2 separate regions of the Homo sapiens genome follow, and region 2 is linked to region 1. Evidence: chromatin contacts called from ENCODE Hi-C data. All regions are on one chromosome and are shown on one strand. Each heading gives the region's core, a stretch centred on a gene start or an enhancer-like site at or near the end of the contact. The rest is flanking DNA. Distances are from core to core; before and after follow the strand shown. Region 1 holds the start of SOX21 (SRY-box transcription factor 21). Region 2 overlaps ABCC4 (ATP binding cassette subfamily C member 4 (PEL blood group)).

Region 1 (4,190 bases), core at 305-2,804:
TAAAGAGCTGAATAGTCAGTCAAGGATGCATACTCTCAGTCTGGGCTAGCTCTTTTTTGGAAAGGTTGCCAAGAATGTCCTTATTCCCTCCAGAGTTATTTTTCACTCCACTACCTCTGACTAGGTGCATCGCCAGTGCAAGAAAATGCGAGAAGCCTCTGTTTCTGTTGCAAGCAACACCTGGACCTCCAAGGAAAATGAGCACTTTCTTGCTAGGAACAGTCTCAAACATTTTCAAGGGTGAGTCTCCCCTTCTCCAGGTTTAACCCTCTTCCTCCGTAGCTGGAGAGGCTCTCCTACTCGTGCCCGCCGCCTTCTTCCTCCCGGCGAGGATTCCAGGGCCACAACCAGGGCAGCTGCACGCCAGGCCGGCCTGGGTAGCCGGGATGACACCAGGGTTTGCCAACGCCAAACAGGGCGCAGACTCCCCGGCGCGCTCCGGACTCTCCACTCGCCTAAACCTGCTCTCAAGTGAAAAGGAGTGGGAGGAGGAGGATTGGGAGGGGGCGGGGGGCGGAGGGGATCTGTTAATTCGAGGTCCTGGGGGTGTGGGAGCGGGAGGCGGCTCCGCTGATCCCTCCTCCCTCCCCGAGTCCTGGGCTCCACCTCCTCCGCAGGCCCCCAGATATACACACACAGCCGCGGCTGGACATGCACACCCAGTGCCGGCTCCGGGCGCGCACACATGCAGGTAGCCACACTCACCTGAGCCGGTGCAGAGGGCGGCCTGGGCTGGGAAGGGGCCCCCTGCGCCGCGGGAGTGGGGAGAGCGGGAGGTGCCACAGCGCGGACCTGCGAACTGAGGTGATGGCCCGTTTTCCTTAACTCTCCTGCAGCACCTCCGCCCCTGCGCCGGCTCGGCTCTGGCCACAGCAGCGAGGACAGAGGGGCCCCGGGCGCGGCGGACTCGCGGGCGCACGCTCCCAGGAGCGCGCCGAGAGGGGCGCCGCGGCGCAGGAAACTTGGGCGAAGTTAGTTGCAAGTGCCAGGCGGCTGCCGAGAAGAGCGAGGCGGGGACGCGGCCGGTGCCAGGCCTGCGGCGCCGCGTGGAGGCTGCGCTGCCCTCCGCGGCCGGCGAGCTCCGGGAGCCCTAAGTCGGCAGGCGCGCCTGAAGGGGCTCGGAGCGAACAGAGCCGGCATGGCCCAGGGGACGGCCGGACGCGGCTCCTCGGCGAGCCGGGAGAACTTCCTCTGAGGCCGGGCGACCAACGCTTGCTCAAGCCTCATCCACCCTCCTTCCTCGCCCCACCCGTCAGTCCAGCAGCGGGAGAGGAAGACTCGAGAGGCAGGTGCTGCGGGGGACAGCTCCCCCCTCCAAAAAAAAAAAATCACCCAGCCGATTGGGGGTTTCCCATCGGCGCACCCTGCCCGGAGCCAAGAAGACAGGCTGGTGCTGCTGTATTTGTATTTATATCCATTGCTGCGCTCTGCGTTCTCGTGGCACGCCTGGACACTCCTCCGCCTCCCCCTCCTCTTCCTCCTCCAGGGCCACCTCCCCGCCTTCCCCACCCCCATCTGCTTCTGTCAAATGAGAAAGTCACCGAGGAGAACCCAAACACTCCAGCCGCTGAGAGCCCCCTTTGGCACTTGGCAGCACGCGGCGGCGGGCTCCTCGGCTCAACTTCGAGGAGTCTCCGCGACGCAACTTTTGGGGACGCTTTGCATTTAAGAGAGAACGACCGAGGAGGAGGAGCGCTCTGCCCGGCCGCCGCTACCTGCGGGGAGCTCACCAGCAAACGCCACTGCAGACGAAGGACCCAAAGAACGTAAAGGGCAAACTGCCGCCGCGGGGAGGGGGCACCGCCGAGAAGTTAGAGTGTCCCAGAGACAACCTGCTCGAGCGCTCGGCCGGAGACACTAAGGCGGCCCGGGGCGCGGCGTGGCCCTGGGCTGGTCCCCCAGCCCCCTCCTCCGGGGCGGGAGCGACGCCGGGGCGCGACGAGCCCCGGCCGGCCGAGCGGGTCTCCGCGGGCAGCCAACATTGATTTCCTCCGGGCCGAGGGCGAGGGCCCGGGAGGCGGCGGGCTGCAGCCGCGGCAGGGCGAGAGCATGTCCAAGCCGGTGGACCACGTCAAGCGGCCCATGAACGCCTTCATGGTGTGGTCGCGGGCTCAGCGGCGCAAGATGGCCCAGGAGAACCCCAAGATGCACAACTCGGAGATCAGCAAGCGCTTGGGCGCCGAGTGGAAACTGCTCACAGAGTCGGAGAAGCGGCCGTTCATCGACGAGGCCAAGCGTCTACGCGCCATGCACATGAAGGAGCACCCCGACTACAAGTACCGGCCGCGGCGCAAGCCCAAGACGCTGCTCAAGAAGGACAAGTTCGCCTTCCCGGTGCCCTACGGCCTGGGCGGCGTGGCGGACGCCGAGCACCCTGCGCTCAAGGCGGGCGCCGGGCTGCACGCGGGGGCGGGCGGCGGCCTGGTGCCTGAGTCGCTGCTCGCCAATCCCGAGAAGGCGGCCGCGGCCGCCGCCGCTGCCGCCGCACGCGTCTTCTTCCCGCAGTCGGCCGCTGCCGCCGCCGCTGCCGCCGCCGCCGCCGCCGCGGGCAGCCCCTACTCGCTGCTCGACCTGGGCTCCAAAATGGCAGAGATCTCGTCGTCCTCGTCCGGCCTCCCGTACGCGTCGTCGCTGGGCTACCCGACCGCGGGCGCGGGCGCCTTCCACGGCGCGGCGGCGGCGGCTGCAGCGGCGGCCGCCGCCGCCGGGGGGCACACGCACTCGCACCCCAGCCCGGGCAACCCGGGCTACATGATCCCGTGCAACTGCAGCGCGTGGCCCAGCCCCGGGCTGCAGCCGCCGCTCGCCTACATCCTGCTGCCGGGCATGGGCAAGCCCCAGCTGGACCCCTACCCCGCGGCCTACGCTGCCGCGCTATGACCCCGCGGGGCCGCCTCGCGAGGACCGGTGTGCACACGTGTACATATGTATAGGTACGAGCGCTGCGGCCTCCCCGTGCGCCCTCCCGCGACCGGGGGCCCGGTTTGTATGTACATAGAATGTATAGGTGCCAGGTAGAGGCAGAGAGGCCAGGCGGGGCAGGAGTGGCCAAGCGCGCAAGGGCGCGGGCGAGCAGGCCTGTGAATTCGCAGGATCATTTCAGACCCGCACTTCGGCAGCCAACTCGAAAGCAGGCGGTTGTGTGCGGCAGCAGTTGGCGTTTGCTTTGCACTTCGGAACCTGTTGCGTTTTGACCCACGGAGGTGGAGGAGTAACTTTTTGACATGTTGGCCTTTCCAGTTTTGTTGGAAGTTTCATGGTCGGTTTTGTTTTTGTTTCTCATTCTTCTTCCTCGCCCCTCAGCCCCCCAACCCCCAACCCCCTCCCGGTCCGTGTTGCATGCACGCTGTTCAAATGTGAGGTCTGAAATGGCTGGCACACGGGAAAAGCTGCTTGTGTCATTCGTTTCTGGGAGTGGGATGGCTCTGAGCAGCCTCGCCTCCCTGTTTGTACTATTTGAACTTTGCAGATCTCTGTTCTCTCAAGCAGAACTCCCAACCAGATCCATTCTTGACCAGTGACCGGCTCGAATCTGGCCTTTTGTGTGAGATGATCACGGTTTCTTTTGTTTATCACGCCATTTGCAAATCAGAGCAAGAGCTCTTTCTCAAGGGCAAGAAACGCAAACAAGAAATATTTGTGAGATGAAAGTTGTCAATTGGATTTTCTTCCTAAACAAACAACAACAACAAACTACTAGAAGTCTCCCTGAGTCCACTCGCTTGGATTTCTGACACAGTTTACAAAAAAGGAAAAAGGCACTGCTCCTATTTTCCCTTATGGCTGAGTTCACCTTAAGATTGTAAATGTGTATATGTCAGTGAAAACATTGAGGCTTGGAAAATGTGTTATTTTCGTTGCCCTAAGTTTGAGTCGACTTTAGACTCAAAAACATTTTGAGCGAATATCAAAGTTAACTTTTAAAAATTGCGAAACTATTTCAGAATCGCAATTTTATCGAAGATTAAATCAGACTTTTTTGTCTGGTAATTATATATTTATTATTTAGCAAAACTGAAGAAAAAAAGCACAGAATTGTTTCAACAGATGTCTCTCATTTTCAGCTAGCATTTCTCTCCCAAGTTGAGCTGGTTTAATGTGTTTTGGATTTCCCTCCTCAATTGGCTTATTTTTTAGATCACCTGCAATTCATTTGCAAATTGCAATAAAACACATTTTAGAAAAAAGGA
Region 2 (4,075 bases), core at 854-3,353, 400 kb before region 1:
ATTTGAATATTGCTTTCAACTTTTTAAAAGCTGAACCATACTTGCAATGTTTCTGAATATTGCCTATGTTAACTTTTCCACTTAAGAAATAATTCATATTTTAATAATTATGTCTTAAATTTTTTAACTTATATTTTCCTTTTATTGGTATTGATACACTGAGATGAGAAAAAATAACAAGAAGGACGACAAACAAAATCCATAAGTATCTGTCGGAAAAATACTCATTTAATTTTAATGTTTCTTAAGTATAGCTGATAAAATAATAGCCTGACCTCTTGCCCTGCATAGCATGGTCTGGCAAACAGCAGAAGGGCCCCCGGAAGCTGGTTGGAAATTCAGGCTCCAGCTCCTCCCCAGGGCCACTGCATCAGGACCTGCATTTGAAAAGTTGAGCTTCCTCCCCGGTGGCATGCTGCAGAACCTGTGGGTCATAGTCATCATCGCACCTTTTTGGTTTTGGTTTTCTAGCAGCCATGAAAAAGTACCTGGCGTTGTGCCTGGGCTTTTTTTTTTTTTTTTTAACAGGCATGAGCCCGTTTAATCCCTAGGACAACCCTCTAGAGGAGGTGTTATTAGAGGCTCAGAAAAGTTGTCACTGGGCCTGCCAAAGGTGTCACTGAATGATGCTTTCTGGAGTCTGTGTGTCCGAAGCCTGAGACAAGAAAATTGAGGTGCAGCTCCAACTTGTACACACTGTGCTTCTTGGCCAGCTGGATGCCTCAGGAGAACTGCAGAGGCTGCATTAGCCCCAGCAGCGGGAGGCAGCTCCGTCTACAGCCTCTGACCATTCATGGTCCACTTGCAGCCTGGTATAAAGGCCCCAGGACGAAGTCAATCCTGACAAACCCTAGGAGGCCACACATCTCATCTGTAAGCAGGGCTTCCGGAAGCGTTGATTAGAAAAGAAGTTCAGAGGCCTAGACACACACACTTCTCAGGGGTCACCTGCATCCACGTAGGCTATGTGTGTATAGCTTCCATTTTTTTGAAGGAAATCATTTGAAAGAATAGATATTTATTAGAAACCAGGTTTGATCTGTTTGTGATGCCTTTATGACATACTGTTTTCTTGGATTCTACTTGACGGGAAATAAAGTCGATGCTAAGCAGTGATCTTCAGTCATTAAATAATATTTCTGTTTTCCTGCATAATTTCCTCTTGTGTTCTTAGATAAGACTAAGCCTGTTTTTGTCATACTGTTTGCACATCTGAAAATGACAACTTGTTTGCCAGTAGTAAACTCACAGCCTGGAAAATGATAGGATCCCAAGTTTCCCCAAAAATGTGAGGTACAGTCAAGCAGGCTGGGGAAAAAAAAATACAGAGGTTATCATTATGTTTATATAAAAAATATACCACTTAGCAAAAGAAATTCTGATAAAGCAAAATTAGTGAAATAATTAGGATCAATTTCTGTACGTTCATCTACCTACTTTGCACTTGGATGGAAGTCCTAGATTGGGTCTTAAAAGGAGGGAACATTCTAGAACCCACCAACCCTTCCTGATACTGTCACAAGATTTTTTTCCCTTAATTCTTTTAAAATCAGGGCCACATTTCAACTCCCTGCCCGCTGCCATTTGATGATATTTTTGTTTCTCTTTAGGTATCGTCCTATTTTCTTTTTCTTTACCACTGACATCGGCTTATTTCATATGAATAATATATTAAATACATATGCATTTAAAATATTGTTTTGATTTGTTTGCGAATTGTTTCTCTTAAAGGGTCTATCTGGGGAAATGAGTAATTTTTCATATCCTGTTCTTGCAGGAAGAATTTTAAATCGTTTCTCCAAAGACATTGGACACTTGGATGATTTGCTGCCGCTGACGTTTTTAGATTTCATCCAGGTAACGTTGAGAGTAATGTCAGGATCTCAAATGGAAAACGGAAGTTCCTATTTTTTCAAGCCCTTTTCATGGGGTCTGGGGGTGGGACTCTCGGCCTGGCTGTGTGTAATGTTAACTTAATAAAGGGCCATGTTTGTAAAAGAAAGGTGCGGTTATAACTCAGAGGCTAAGTTGGCATGAGTAATACCTTGTGTGTGGGAGTGGCTATACAGTCGCGTCAGGGTTAGTTTGAAGCAGCTTCGTGCTTGGTAAGTGGCTCTCCGTCTGCCTCTAGGTATCTGGCGTGGATTTTGCTTTACTGTGAACACATTTCATAATACAGAAACAATCACCTCTCACGGAAAGATAGCCTAGATTAACTAAATTATGCATTGTATTACCACAAAGGGCAAATACTTAGGCACTTTTTTTTTTTTTTTGGATAGAACCAGGTGTGGTTACTTACAAAGAAAAGATTAGTAATAATAAGGTGAAAATAATACTTTATTAACAAGGACAATAGAGAGCAGTTATTGCGGATACAAAGCCTTTAAAGGCAAGGATATCTAAGCCAATTTGAGTACAGGATCAAAGTCAACTCAGAAAATGTCTTTTTTGTTTTCACACGTTGATTGCTCTAAGTCTTAAGCTGTCTTTAAAAAAAAAAAACCAACAATCCTACAGAAATACCTTCTGTAAAACTTTTCTTTTGTTTGTGAACTTGAGGCTCTAAAAAATAATATTGGGTCATCTCTCATCTCCTTATTCAGTACTGTTGCTCATGTGGTTTGGTTTTATTTTATTTTTTCCTATTGTTTAATTTTGTCTACTTGTCAGTGGTTCAAGCTGGGGCACTTTTTTTTTCCCAAGTGTTTATTTTGGAAATGCATCTATTAAAAGCTATACATATTCCAAAATCTCAGCTGCTGTTGCTAACACTTTATGAAATTTGAACCTCTGTGACTTTTTCTAAGTGCCAACTTAGAATAGTTGTAATCATTAGCTGAATTTAAAGCCATTAAATAGAAATACTACAGTTGGGGTCTGCAATTTTGGCTTGATCCTGTGATCCCCCTACCCCTGCTTTTTTCTCAATGCTCAGATGCTTTAGATCTCCTCTGGAGCCACAGTTATAAAGGAAGCAAAATTACTTAATTTGGAAAATTAGCTATGTAAGAAAAATCAGTCATAGGCTTGAAATGCTTATAGGAATTCCTGTTTGTCACACAGCAAGGCAGCAAATGAGCATGTGACTGCAAACAGTATAGCCCATGGGCGAAGGCATCCACTGTTTATGGAGGTGAAGTAAGCTGAGACTCACAGGTGGATTATTTTTACTGCAAACAAGGACCTCTGATTTTTTTTTTTCTTTTGCAAACATTTTTAAAATGTGCCCTCCTGGGTTTAGCTATATTATTTATCCCTCAGAAGCCATCACTAAAACAGTTGCCCCGTTTACATAGAATGCAGATTATTGTCTGTACACGTTTTGACAGGGATTGTTAATTACTTCAAGAAGATTTTGTGAAAGTTTCTGTTTCTTTGCAACAGGAAGCTAGGCAAAGGTTGAGTTTCCGAAGCTGGCTGGCCCACTATGTGCTTAGCAGAGTGAGCGGTCGTAATTAGTATCCCTTATGTGCTTTGTCTCACATATGGAGGGAGAGGGATGGATGCTACTTGATGTCAATATAAAACATTTCTTAGAAGCATGAGGAGGGAAAATTCTAGTCTCGTTGTACTTCTATTTAACCAGAGAGACAAGGGCGTTTGTTATTATCCACTCACATAATCTTGGTAAACTTAATGTTGTGGAATCCTACTGGCCCCAATTAGCTGATTTCTTGAATCTACAGCGAAGGTTAAATCCTAATGTTATTGTCTCCAAGAAAGGAGTTTTATCTAAAGGATAACTTAGTTATCAATTATGATAAAGATCTATTGTCACTTGTTTTGTTTGCAGGTGTCTTTAATAAGGCTTCCCATAATCCCTTCAGGAAGAAATATTTTCTCCTTTTAAAAATAGTATTAGCTAAATATAAAAGCTCTGGTCCCTGCCATTGTTGTTGATTCTTTGAGGGACATTTCCCAACATTCATTGTTTAAATGGTTGTCAGGAAGAATCAAGTGAAACGTGGTAAACAATGCAGTAACTGGTTCATCTTACTTTGTGTGCCGAGCCTTTCTCCCGGGGATTTGCATTCGATGAGTGGGCTTTTGACTGAGGTATCGCCAGGATCAT

What was found. A loop is a pair of places that touch in the nucleus more often than their neighbours do.
Region 2: a map of PC-3 shows a loop between it and region 1 (4-fold over the local background). The contact joins the enhancer-like site here to the promoter of SOX21 in region 1. A Hi-C loop is called at or near these places in 1 of 168 maps with a recorded cell type or tissue (PC-3).

Annotation. Positions count from the first base shown.
Region 1 is chr13:94,709,909-94,714,098 of GRCh38, reverse strand. SOX21 (SRY-box transcription factor 21) reads left to right here and starts at 1,554. Exons shown (of 1, transcript NM_007084.4): 1 at 1,554-4,190. The coding sequence starts at 2,050. The coding sequence ends at 2,880. SOX21-AS1 (SOX21 antisense RNA 1) reads right to left here and starts at 1,383. Exons shown (of 2, transcript NR_046514.1): 1 at 706-1,383; 2 at 1-461. It overlaps LOC112268114 (a long non-coding RNA gene), which reads left to right and starts at 656. Exons shown (of 2, transcript NR_158368.1): 1 at 656-691; 2 at 837-1,379. RefSeq lists an enhancer at 329-830.
Region 2 is chr13:95,113,704-95,117,778 of GRCh38, reverse strand. It overlaps ABCC4 (ATP binding cassette subfamily C member 4 (PEL blood group)), which reads left to right. Exons shown (of 31, transcript NM_005845.5): 20 at 1,778-1,857. Among named protein-coding and RNA genes, the nearest start is that of SNORD13G, 95 kb to the left of the region's middle. Within about 2 kb of position 2,103, at least 3 of the 41 ENCODE cell types and tissues checked have a DNase peak (open chromatin) inside an H3K27ac peak, as active enhancers do; they include PC-3, where a contact is called at or near this core.